3 separate regions of the Homo sapiens genome follow, and all the other regions are linked to region 1. The links are chromatin loops, found by intact Hi-C in ENCODE. Cell type or tissue: PC-9. All regions are shown on one strand. Links, peaks and the distances in the headings refer to the core of each region. The heading gives the core; the rest is flanking DNA.

Region 1 (4,144 bases), core at 958-3,457:
TGTCTTTGGTGATGGACGAAGGGCACATTCATTCATTCGTTCCACTCATATCAAAGTGCCTATGGGTGCCTGGTCGACCCCAAGTCTGGGGAGGGAGCCACGCCCTGGAAGATCAACTTTGCCCAAAGCTACATCAGAAATCAGAGCCTTAGACTCTGAATTCCAGCGAAGTTACCTCTTTCCACATGGGTGCCTGGTGCCCACAGGCAAGCCACTGACTTCAGGGACTGTGTAGTCAGTGCTCAGATGAGGCATCTGGTTGACCTGGCTGGCCTCCCAGCAGGCCAAAGATGAGATGGGCCCGGGTTGGGAGGGGGAAGCGCTTGTGCAGCAGGCTGTTTTGGGCCTGGCTCCACCCCAAGGCTCCTGCGGCCCTGGGCCTGCTTCCCAAGCACTCAGGAATGGAGACTGTGCTGAGAGTGGGGCCTCCCCTTCCCTCTCACGACGTGTCTGCCCCCGCACCGGCCAGGCGCTCAGCAGGCAGGAGTCACTATTCATTCACTTGATCCACCCCCACAGAGCAGAACCAGAATTACTTCTCAGCATGGTGCACAGATGGCCCCGCCAGGACAGGGTCCCGCCCCCACCCCCAAACTTCCCCGCCCTAGGCCTTGGGCCTAAGGGGTCTGGGAGGGAGAGGGAGTTTGGAATGGAGACTCCTCCAGTTCCTGCTCCTAGCCAAGCTTCCCAGTCCGTGTGGCTGCTTCTCCCTCCCTCTCATCAGAACCTAACCCCAGGCACAGTTATTGTGCAATTGGACCCAGGCCCAGCACCCAACAGTCTACAGAGCCCTTAGCAGCCGCACAGTATCTGCAAATGTTTCCTGAGCCCTCAGCCCCAGCCAGCTCTAACAGACTGAAGCTTGGGGGCCAGGCACTTTGGGTGGCTCGAGCCTGTAATCCTAGCAGTTTAGGAGGCCCGAGGGAGGAGGGTCGCTTGAGCCCAGGAGCTCGAGGCCAGCCTGGGCAACATGACGAGTCCACATCTCTGATAAATTTTTAGAAAGAAAAGAAAATGAAAAGGAAGCTTGGGAATCTGGAGGCTGAGCCAAGGCCTCACCAGCTCTCCCCATCACTGGGTTTGTGCTTGCTGGGAGCGGGAGGATCAAAGCCCAAGTCCCCTAGGTCTTGATCTACCCCTGGGGAGAGAACAGGTCTGTTCCTGCCCTGAGACCTGCAGCCTGACTCGGCTGCTCGGGAGTGGACTCTCCACTTCTCAGAGAAGAATACTGAGGCCAGGCCAGCCCTCCTCAGGAACAGCCCTGGCCGCCTGGGAGAGGAGTTTCCTCTCTTTCACAATGACCCTGCCTCCCTGGAGGGCGCAGCCGCCCAGGGGCCAAAGGCAACAGCAGCCCGAATAGAAAATATTCCTGGCACTGCCCCTCCCACAGAGCCCAGCCCAGGCCAGCAGGAAACCCCGCCGCGAGGCCGCCAGCCCCACCGGGGAGGGCCAGGTGGCTGCCGCCCCCTGCAGGGAAGGGAGCCAGGGCCACCATGCCCATCTGTCCAGGGTAAACTGAGGCTGCGGGGAAAGCGATACGTCCAAGCCCCAGAGGGGCTGGACTCCTGGTTTTACGCAGAGAAATAGAGGTGGAGACAGACGGCGAGTCCGAGAGAGGGAGAGAGAATCGGGAGCCCCCCCACACGCTCCGGACTCCCCAGGTCTCCATGTGGGGGCTTCACGACACAGAGGAAGCCGGATCCGACAAGGAGTCCAGAAAGGACCCGGCTGCGCAGGGAACAAATAACCCGAGCCGCTCTTCGGACCCGGGGACTCGCGCCCCCGGGGACTCGCGCCCCCGCCGCGTCCCCCACGCTCCAGAAACCTGGAATCCGGTGCCAGGCGTTTGAGCATCGGGAGCCCCTTCCCTCCTGCCTCGGTCCCAGTCCCCGGCGAGTGGCGATCGGGGTCCGCCCTCTGCCTCCGCGGGCCCCGGGGCGGGCGTCTTCTACGCCTCCTCCTCTGGGCCCGGGAAGCGGGTGCTCTCGGCTAGGGAGTGGGCAGCGAGAGGGGCCGAGGGCTCCTTACCGGGCTCGGGCAGCGGTGGCAGGCGGCAGAGCAGGACTGGCAGGGGTGCCCATCCCAGGTTATAAGCACAGGGCCCGGGGGCAGGGCCGGTGACCGGGGACACGTGGCGGGGACGCGCGCCACAGACCCCGCCCCCGGGCCCGGCCCCCGCCTGGAGCCGCTCAGCGTTCACAGCCACCTGCAGATGGGCGGGGCCCGCCTCCCCAGGCCTCGTCCCCACCTCCCCCCGCCTCCCACCAGGTCCGGGCCTGGGCCCGGCGCCGGCTCACCCTCCCAGGGGCGCGCCGGCGGGGGCGCAGGCGGCTCGCGGTTCCTGGCCCTGGCCCGCGGGCTGGAGGCGCCAAGGAGGGCGGCAGTGGCTGCGACCCATGTAACTCAGGGGCGGAGGGTGGCCGCAGCCGTCCTTCGAGAGACTTGCCTCCTGGCCCTGGGGAAGCAATTTAAACGCTTCGCGGTGGGAGCCGGGATAAAAGTTCCACTGGCGCAGGGAGCTTCGTGCTCACTTCTATCCGGTGCCGGCAGCCTGGGCCTTCTGCAGCCCCCAGAGCCCCCTCCCTCCCCAACCATAGCCTCTGGTAGCCGAGTAAGGATGAGAAAACCGAGGTGAGCCGGCGCGGGAAGGCCCGGCTTTCATCCCTTAGGCCAGGGCTGATTGCTGGCCTGTCTTCTCAGAGCCTGGCACCTGCCCAGACTCCAGAGGGCACCCAGTAAGCAGTGAGTAAAAGACTGTCTGGCTGCGAACCCACTAGACAGGAGGGAAGGTTGAGGTTCAGAGAGAAGTCTCTTGCTTGTAAAAAGCAGCTGGGAGTTGTGACCCCAGGCCCGCCTTCAACAGCTTCTCTACCTCAGGAGTTTCCCAGCTTGGTCTGCCGGCTCCAAAGCCCTGATCACTGCAACCACAGCCCCAGTAAAAGAGCAAGTCCTGGGACCCCATCCAAGGCAGTTGCTCCATAGTGAGCACTGACCCCAGAAGGGAGGACTCCCGGTCCTCAGCCGGCTCTGAACCTGGGGGAGGTGGGAGCCCCAAGCCTTGCCCAGCCGCTACCCTGGAGTCAGTGCTCCTTTTAATCACCATCCACTCTCAGCCCCTCTGCCAGTCAGCCCCCACCACCCCCTCAAGCCCATGGCAAGCAACAGTAGCTGTGAGTCCTTCTAGAAGGAAAAAAGGATCAAACCAATTCACAAACAAAGCCACAGCTCGATTCTCTCTTAAGCCCCTTAGTTCTCTGACACTTAAACCTGGGATGTGGCCCTTGATGGCAAAGGGGCCCCTGGTGAGCCACGTGGGGCTGGGTGTACATGGGTGGCTTGAGGCCCCTTCTAGATGGGAGGCGGTATCACAGCTGGCCCCCCTCAGCCCTCTCACAGGAGCAGCTGGGGGTCTCGTGGAGTCTCTGGGCCTCCCACACTAGCAGGAGGCAAGTGAGGAACACCTACACAATGACACCCTTGCAGCAGTTGTGTGTCCTTGGGGCGGTCACTCCCCACTGCAGCCTGTTTTCTCATTGGTAGGGTCGCCCTGGAAAGAGCAAGCATTCTGTTTTCACCTTCACGACTACCCTGTATGAAGTACCTGTGATTGTTATCTCAATGGTATGGGCAGAAACCTGCTGCACAGAATGACGGTGTATCTTTCCCAAGGCCACACAGCATGTGAGTGGCAGAGCGGAGCTAGAATCCAGTGTCTGAAGCTCTGGCTCAAACCCTCTGCTTTAGCTCCAGCCTGAGCTGAACTGAGGTCACAGTCCCAGGGTCACAGGCTGCTGGGACCTTTACTCCTTGCCGCAGAAATGGTTCCAGCCTAGGGGACAGACCCTTCCTAACTCACATGCACCAGTGACATGAGGGACAGTGAGGTCACAGCGCTCCTGAGAAGAAAACAGGGGCCCAAACTGCCAGCAGCACCCCGCCCCCCACCCCCACCGTCCTGCCACCAACAGCAGGGTGAGTGGTTGCCCAGAGGCAGAGACCAAGGTGAGGGAGGACTGGCCAGCTTCTGAATGAGCCCCATTCTGCCTGGACCCCTCCATCGGCCAGGGGGACCTTCAACCCTGCCCTGGCCCTTACCCTGCAGAGCAGTGCTGAGGGCCAAAGTGGGGCGTGGCCCAAAGGGATT
Region 2 (4,144 bases), core at 639-3,138, 200 kb after region 1:
CCCTATGAGAAACGTGCTTCTATTATCCTCACTTTAAAGAGGAGGAAACTGAAGCTCAGAGAAGTTCAGATTCAGTCTATCTCCAAAGCCAACTGCTGGTGGGGATGCAGCCAGCACTGGAACCCAGAGAAGGAACCTTAACTGCCAGTCATGCTGGATGAGATGAGAAACTTTGGGACAAGAGGTCCCTTCGCCCCAAATTTAATTTACAGCCAGATGGGTATGGCAACCACAGTAGCTTCAAGACATTTGAAAACCAGCCAAGAGCACCAAAGAGAGCCGGCTTTCTCCAGCCCCACCTGCCCGTCATATCCCAGGCCTCCCTAGGTCCCCCACTGGCCAATCAGAGTCCCTCTTATGGGGGAAACCCTTTCTCCAGCCCTGTCGCAAGACTGGTTAGGAGGGTGAGGATGGGGCCGAGGCCTCGGGGGTCTCAGGGCTTATGGGAGTGGCCGGTTCATCACCTTCCTTTACTTCTGGGAGAGCCCCTGGCAGGGAGAGGCCAGAAGTCAGCCAAGGACACCTGCTGCCCTGTGGCCACTGGGGCTGGGTGGTTCCGAGGAGCCACGGATCTGACTTGTGCTTGCACCAGGAAGGTGGCTTCTCCTCACACGAGGGCTCAGCCCTGTGGCCTCGTGGAAAATTTCAGATTCTGGGAAGTGCTGGTTCTAGGTGACCCAAGGGAGAGGACATCAGGCCAAAGGTGATGCGTCACGGTGGTGGTCACAGTTTGGGGTCCAGTTGGCCTCAAATCCCCTCTGCCTTTTTTTTTTTTTTTTTTTTTTTGAGACAGAGTCTCACTCTGTCGCCCAGGCTGGAGTGCAGTGGCGTGATCTCAGCTCACTGCAACCTCCACCTCCCAGGTTCAAGCAATTCCCTGCCTCAGCCTCCTGAGTAGCTGGGATTACAGGCACCTGCCACCACGCCCGGCTAATTTTTGTATTTTTAGTAGAGACAGGGTTTCACCATGTTGGCCAGGCTGGTCTCAAACTCCTGACCTCAGGATCCACCCGCCTCGGCCTCCCAAAGTGCTGGGATTACAGGCGTGAGCTACCGTGCCTGGCCCCCTCTCTGCCATTTATCAGCTGTGTGACCCCAGGCAAGTCAGTGAGCCTCTCTGAAGCTGTTTCCTCATCTGGAACTGGGGACAACTGTAGCTACCTCATGGGGCATAAGAGGAACAGCACACAGGAGCGGTGGTGGCAGAGCCACGGGCCAGGAGGGGCTGAGAGCCGGTCATGAGCATAGCAGTGACCACAATGGTGGCAGCAGCAGCATGCAAGCCATGGGTCCGGGTACCATCTGCCAGGTAACACGGTGCACAGGGAGTCCCACGGGTAACCCCACCTGCAGCTCTGGGTGTGCCCGGGCTGGGAGGGGTGCCTGAGACCCTGCCTACCCACACTTGCCATTTCCATTCCTGTGCCCTGGGGACCCCTCCCTGGGGCACACCCCGTCCTGCCCCCAGACTCAGCACCCCCAACCTTTGCCCACAGTGCTTACCTGAGTGGCCACCCCCCTGGGAATGGGGCCCTGGGGCACTCTTGGGATCCAGTGCCCCCAGTGCTTGGCAGGCTGTGGGAGGGACCTCCTTCGTGGGCCCAGACCCCTGCCCCTGCCTCAGTCTCCCTGCCTCCTCCAACCCACCTCCGAGCTGCTTCTCCCTCCAGACACGGGGCCCGCACTGACGGATCTCAGTGGGGCATGCGCCTTCCCCTGCAGACCTCGCCTCCCCACGCGACAGGCATCTGGGAGGGACCAGGGCAATAAGCCGCTGCCGGATCTGAACTTAATAGAAGCAGTCTCCCCCAGCTCCCTGTGTCTGACCAAAGACAATGTCGTCGGAGCCTGGAAGCCCCCCACGAACTGTCAGACTGGAGGAGCCCCTTCACCCTGGGCCTCAGCGACCTCGTCTGTAAAATGTGGGATGGTAATACCAGCACCGGCCTCAAGGGGCGCTGCTGCAAGGATTAAATGCGATAATGCGGGTGAACCCAGCACAGGGCAAGCACTCCGCTTCCGTTGCTATGACCTGGCTCGTCCCTGTTATCACTTTGCTAATCGTTAAAATGGGCGGAGTTACAGAGAACAGCCGTTCCGCGGGGCTTCCCAAGAAGCTCAGAAAGGCGGACCTCGGTGCTGTGTGCTCAGAGCGCCCAGGCCTGTACCAGTCAGCATCAATTCTTAAAAGGTGACCTCGTGCCTCTTCTTTCTGTGCGGAGTCATCCACTGGAAAAATCTACTGTCTCATTGCCATGGAGGCACCTGCCGTTAACTCCTTTGCATTCCTCTCTTCCCCTGTGTGTCGATTTCCTGCAGTCCTTCCTCTGCACCTACTGTACACTGCCTGGAATGCCCTTGCCTCTCCTCCTTGCCCATGTACATCCTGCCATCCTTTAAGGGTAGCTGAAGTTTCCCCTTGTCCAGGGAGGCCCCTGGGGAGTGAGGTAGGGAGAGTAGCCCAATCCCCGCCCGATACTGCGTCACTGGCCTGGCACTGCCCATCTGTGGCTGGTGTCCATAACCTTCCTGTGTGTGCTACTGCTGTTGTTTTTTTTTTTTTTTTTTTTTTTGGACAGAGTCTCATTCTCTGTCACCCAGGCTGGAGTGCAGTGGCACTATGACGGCTCACTGCAGCCTCGACCTCACTATGCCCAAGCAATTCTCTCATCTCAGCCTCCTGAGTAGCTGGGACTGCAGGTGAGTGCCACCATGCCTGGCTAATTTTTTTGTATTTTGTAGAGATGGGGTTTTGCCATGTTGCCCAGGCTGGTCTCGAACTCCTGACCTCAAGTGATCCACCCACCTCGGCCTCCCAAAGTGCAGGAATTGCAGGCATGAGCCACCGCCCCCGGCCTTCCTTCTTGAACCAGGCTAGCATTCATCACAGGCTGTGGCAGAAGCCTGGCACTGTGGCTGCCCAGCATATACACTCCAGGCTCTCATTCATCCCTGTGGAAATGGGTGAAGGATTCTGGTTAGCTTTAGGCTTCTGCCTAGAAATCACTTAAGCAGCATCCAGCTTGTATTAGTTGATCTGATGGACGAGCATGGGGGTAGAATCCGAACCTCAGGGTTCCCTCTGATTCCCTTCCCATGACTGGGAGCTCCCTTTGTTTTTTGCTTTTTGTTTTTTTTGAGATGGAGTCTCGTTCTGTCACCCGGGCTGGAGTGCAGTGGTGTGATCTCGGCCCACTGCAACCTCCACCTCCTGGGTTCAAGCGGTTCTCCTGCCTCAGCCTCCCGACTACCTGAGATTACAGGCACACGCCACCATGCCCAGCTAATTTTTGTATTTTTGGTAGAGGTGGAGTTTCACCATGTTGACCAGGCTGGTCTCGAACTCCTGGCTTCAAGTGATCCGCCTGTCTCAGCCTCCCAAAGTGCTGGGATTACAGGCGTGAGCCACCACGTCTGGCCTGGGAGCTCCCTTTCTCCCTCCTTCCAGGCCAGCACTTGCACCTTCCCCTGCAGGTCCCAGCTCGGGCCCCTGGCATTCCACAGATCTGCCCCTTCTAAGGCAGGAAGGGCCTCTTGATGCCCAACATAGGAATTGGGTCTTCAGAATCCTCAAAGAATAAAGTGGGCACTCCACAATATCACAAAGACTTCCCCTCACCTCTGGGGGCAACCAACAGTCCAGTGACTAAAACGGGACCTACTCTCAGTCATCTGACAATGATACCAAAGGGACTCTTCCCACCCTTCTCCCTGACTGTCAGAAAAAAGCTTGTTTTACTCTTTATCATATTTTTTTATCCCCAAGATCTGCTCATGTGGATGGCTTATTTTAGGTTTCTGGGAGGAAGGGAGCAATTTCTGAGGAAGGAAATTGTAGAGACAAGAAAAGGTCTGGTCCCCAAGTCTTGAAACCCCTGGCAGAATCCTTCCTGAGCTCAACCCTAGGCCAGCCTGCCCAGTCCCCTTCCTGTGGTTACCCAGTGAAAACCCAACTGGCCCGGTCCTCAGGGGCTGCCCTGGGCTCCCCAATAACCTAGAGCCTCTAGGTCCCTAGTGCTTCTGCAAAAGAAAGTCTTTCCCACAGGAGTCCCTCTGGCTGGGACCCTCAGTCCCCTGAGCCCTTGGAGGAGGAGGGCATATTGGGACAGGAAGAGGGAAAAGGCAGAAGACGGGTGGGAAAGGC
Region 3 (4,144 bases), core at 639-3,138, 80 kb after region 1:
ACTGTGTGTTTATTATCTGACTGCCCCCATTGTGAGGGTGGGGATCTGTTTTATCCTCTGCTATATTTCCAGTGCCTAGAACAGGGCCTGGTACAGTCTCTCAATACATATTGGTTAAATGGGCTGGGTGCTGTGGCTCATGCCTGTAATCCCAGCACTTTGGGAGGCTGAGGTGGCAGATCACCTGAGGTCAGGAGTTCGAGACCAGCCTGGCCAACATGGTGAAACCCTGTCTCTACTAAAAATACAAAAATTAGCTGGGCATGGTGGCACCTGCCTGTAATCCCAGCTACTCAGGAGGCTGAGGCAGGAGAATCACTCCAACCCAGGAGGCGGAGGTTGCAATGAGCTGAGATCGTGCCACTGCACTCCAGCCTGGCAAAAAAAAAAAAAAAAAAAAAAAAAATTGGTGAAGTGAATTCCAAATGTTTTTTGAGCATCTTTTTTGTACCATACACTGAACTTGGAATTCAGCGGTGGTCAACATGGTGCCTCACAGGGGTCACAGACTAATGGAGGAGCACACACAGAAAGACTAATGTGGGTGACATGACAAGTGACAGGGACTGCATCAGGGAGGCTCTGTCCCAGCCTGGCAGTCAGGGAGGGCTTCCTGGAAGAAGGGACGTCTGAAGTGAGGCCTGAAGTTCAATCCAGCTCTTACTGGCAGAGCAGGACCAGGGGCTCCTGCAGGCTCAGGGACTGAGTAGAGAGGAGCTGGGGGAAGCACCACTTCTGTAACCAGCATCCCCACCCCCTCGAGGTATAAGACCCCCCCATCTCAGCTAGGCTCTGGGGTGGGGGTAACCAGTGGGGACTGGGCATAGCCTCCTTGTGCCTGGCAATGAGGTGGGGCTGGGTGAGGGCAGCAATCCTACCGTCCTTCCTCCAGGAGATCTTGGGGAAGGGGACACCCCGGCATTCGCAGGACAGCCTGGTAGGGTGCCCCTCTCTCACAGTCAGGGTGTGGGATTCCCTCAAGGGGAACACTGGAGCAACTGAGTCAGAGCAGAGAGAGAGTTAGTGGGGGTGGGGCTGAGATGGGGAGGGGATGAGCAAGGCGAGGGCAGGCTGGAGGAGGGCTGTGTCCTGGGACGCAATCAAGGCAGCAGCCCCCTCCCCCTGCCCAGCCTGGGAGACCCTCACCCCAGACGTTCAGATTGTAGTGTTTCTCTGAGTGGCCGGCCTGGTTCAGTGCCTCACAGGTGTAATGGCCCGCATCCCACACATCGGCTCTGTCCACCTGGCAGAGAGCAAAGACACCCCATGGGAGGGGACGCACAGAGATGGGTGAGCCCTGGACAGACTGTGTGACTGCAGACATGTCACGTGACCTTGCTGAGCCCCCAAGCTGCCCACTTGGAGCACGGGGCAGTGACAGCATCTCCCCACCAGCTGCACCGGGAAGTTTCCAGAAGCACGTGCCTGTGGTGGGCCTGAGAAGGGCCCCCTCGATGGCAGTCCTGCCAGCCTCCCAAACTTCATGGCCCAGATCTGCTAAGGGGGAGGCATGTGACTGGCTCAGACCTGCTCCTGCATTTCATCAGCTCCCAGCCTCTTTGGAAAGCTCAAGAAAACAGACCCGAAGAGAAGGTGGAGGAATGAGGCTGGTGGGGTGCAGGGGACCTGTCCTCAGGGCTCAGATCCTGACATGGGGTTGCTGGGGCTAGGCTGTGGCTTTGAAGAATGAACGGAAGGAGGGGAAACCAAATGGCAGTGCTCTGAGTTGGGAATGATCATATCACAAGGTGTAGGGGGGTGGGAGGAGGAGCAGACAGGTGAGGAAGGTTCTAACCCAACAGCTGGCGCCACTCAGCTGAGTCAGGGGCCCTGAGGGAGGCCCCGAGGAACCAGTCCTGGGGTTTTGTCCTCCATCCCCTGAGGGGAAAGGGGCTTGCAGGTCACTGAGCTGGGGCACCTGCAGGCCCCACCCTGCCCTTGGGCCGAGGTGGAGGCCTGCTTGGCTGGCCAGGGGCCTGCACACCTGCAGCAAGGCTTTGTCTGCGGAGAGGTGGACTCCAGGCCGTGGTTCCAGGGGCCGCCCGTCCTTCCACCAGCTCAGCACAGGAGGGGGCATGGCGTGGCTCTGGCACTCCAGGGCCACTGACTCATTGGCCACAACGGACACATTCAGCTCTTCTCCAAGGATACTCGGGGGCACTGCAGGAGGGGGCAGGAGAAGGGCTCCCTCAGGCACATGGGTGGGGCTGGCAAGGAGGGGCCACACCCTGGGTCAGGCCTAGCTACTCGCAGCAGCCAGGAGTGACCACCCTTCCTCTGCCTTCAGTCCTGCTTCGGAGGAGCCAGTCTGAGTAAAATTGTCACGATATCCACATCCCAGATCTCTGCAGCATGTTTCCACCGAGGGAAATTGGGGAAGGAAGCTCAGGGTCCCCCTGTGTTATTTCTTACAGATGTCTGTGAATCTATAATTATCCACAGTTATCTCAAAACTTTCTAAAATTTAAAATTTTTGTTTAAAAAAATTTTTTTAAGCAGGTCTCAGAACCACCTTTTGCCCCTGAAGCAAAAATAACCAGTGCAGCTTTGCAGGAAGGAACGCAGGGTCCAGGGGGAGAACTCATGGGGTGGAATCCTGCCCTCCACCACTCACTCGCCATGCGAGGCCCTGGGGATGCCACTTGCACTCCTGGGCCTCAGTCTCCTCGTCTGTAAAGTGGGGATAATGAAAATCCCCACCTGATGGGGCCGCCATGAGGTTCAATCCAATGGCACAGGTGGGGCTCTTGGGCATACAATATGTATTAACCACCATCTTCACTCCAGCAAAGGGAAAGAGCTAGAATCGAATCCTTCCTATAACCTCCCGCCCAAGACTACGTTCATTCGTTTTCTTTCTTTTTCTTTCTTTCCTTCCTTCCTTTCTCTTTCTTTCTTTCCTTCCTTCCTTCTCTTTTTTTCTTTCTCTTTCCTTCCTTCCTTCTCTTTTTCCTTTCTTTTTCTTTCTCTCTCCCTCTCTCCTTCCTTCCTTCTTTCCTTCCTTCCTTCTCTCTCTCTCTCTTTTTCTCTCTTTCTTTCTTTTTTTTTTTTTTGACAGAGTCTGGCTCTATTGCCCAGGCTGGAGTGCAGTGACATGATCTCAGCTCACTGCAACCTCTACCTCCCAGGTTCAAGTGATTCTCCTGCTTCAGCCTTTCGAGTAGCTGGGACTACAGGCACGCACCACCATACCCAGCTAATTTTTTGTATTTTTAGTAGAGACGGGGTTTCACTGCGTTGGCCAGGCTGGTCTCGAACTCCTGACCTCAAGTGATCCACCCACCTCAGCCTCCCAAAGTGCTGGGATTACAGGCGTGAGCCACCATGCCCAGCTCCCAGCATTCTTTCTTATACCTCCACAGAGCCCCAGAAAAACCCAGAGGAGGACATTTAAAAATAAGCTACTGTGGTTACAGTAGCTTCATGAGCTCAGAGGCTTAGTGAGTCCCCATGGTGACCTTTGAGGTGAGTGCTATTCTTCTCATTTTGCAGATGAAGAAATGGTGGCCGAGAGAAGCAAAGTGACCAGCTCAAAGTCACAGAGGCAGGGTTTGAACCCCATGTCGGTGACACTCAAGAGCCGGCTTTCCTAACCACCACTCCACGCTGTTCCTGCTACTTCACACCCCTTCCGCGTCTCCCTGAACATGGGGCAGAGCTCCTGGCTATGCGGGGCCACCTGCCCACCCTCCCACCCATTGCGGGAGCTCATACTCTAGGGCAGGTCTCTGGATCTCACTGATTCCTACTGGAAGGCAGCTGTTCTCAGGTGGACACTCCTCCATCCACCCAGCCTCTCTCCTTTTGGAAGTGACTGGGAATGCCCCCCACCCCATCTCCCCCGCTGCTCTGAACCACATGGCTTTCCCAGTCTGAGACTCACTGTGGACTTGCAGGACAACATCCTGGCGGTCCTCGCCCACCGCGCTCACAGCCACGCAGGAGTACCTCCCAGAGTCGGAGGCCCGGGCACTAGCCAAGGTGAGGACCCGGCCCCCAGGGAAGACCTGTGACCCCAGGGGGAAGCCCAAATTAGGCAACTGTCCTGCTGTTGCAGGCCCCAAGGGGCAGAACCCCACCTGCCCAAGCCGGCCTTGCTGCCGAGCACGCCTGGACAGCCTGCCCCAGACTCAGAGCCCCTCAT

Evidence for each region. A loop is a pair of places that touch in the nucleus more often than their neighbours do. Peaks named below come from ENCODE experiments on the same cell type or tissue, not always from the same donor. Only the 100,000 strongest peaks of a DNase experiment are listed, where the experiment ranks them.
Region 2: it touches region 1 in a loop (4-fold over the local background); 3 of 110 quality-filtered maps call a loop at or near these places.
Region 3: a loop joins it to region 1, with 6 times the contacts of the local background. A loop is called at or near these places in 3 of 110 quality-filtered maps.

What each region holds. Positions count from the first base shown.
Region 1 is chr9:130,442,880-130,447,023 of GRCh38, reverse strand. ASS1 (argininosuccinate synthase 1) reads right to left here and starts at 2,063. Exons shown (of 15, transcript NM_054012.4): 1 at 2,029-2,063. RefSeq lists an enhancer at 593-1,260 and a silencer at 2,141-2,260. In PC-9, for the core only: no CTCF peak of the experiment used is centred there; DNase peaks (open chromatin) are centred at 1,353 and 2,123; H3K4me3 peaks cover 1,575 bases.
Region 2 is chr9:130,241,173-130,245,316 of GRCh38, reverse strand. MIR12126 (microRNA 12126) reads right to left here and starts at 3,930; the gene lies at 3,829-3,930. In PC-9, for the core only: CTCF peaks have their summits at 1,728 and 1,941; no DNase peak of the experiment used is centred there.
Region 3 is chr9:130,362,730-130,366,873 of GRCh38, reverse strand. HMCN2 (hemicentin 2) reads right to left here. Exons shown (of 98, transcript NM_001291815.2): 40 at 3,884-4,007; 41 at 1,985-2,160; 42 at 1,147-1,243; 43 at 879-998. Among named protein-coding and RNA genes, the nearest start is that of ASS1, 80 kb to the left of the region's middle. In PC-9, for the core only: no CTCF peak of the experiment used is centred there; a DNase peak (open chromatin) is centred at 2,023; H3K27ac peaks cover 1,226 bases.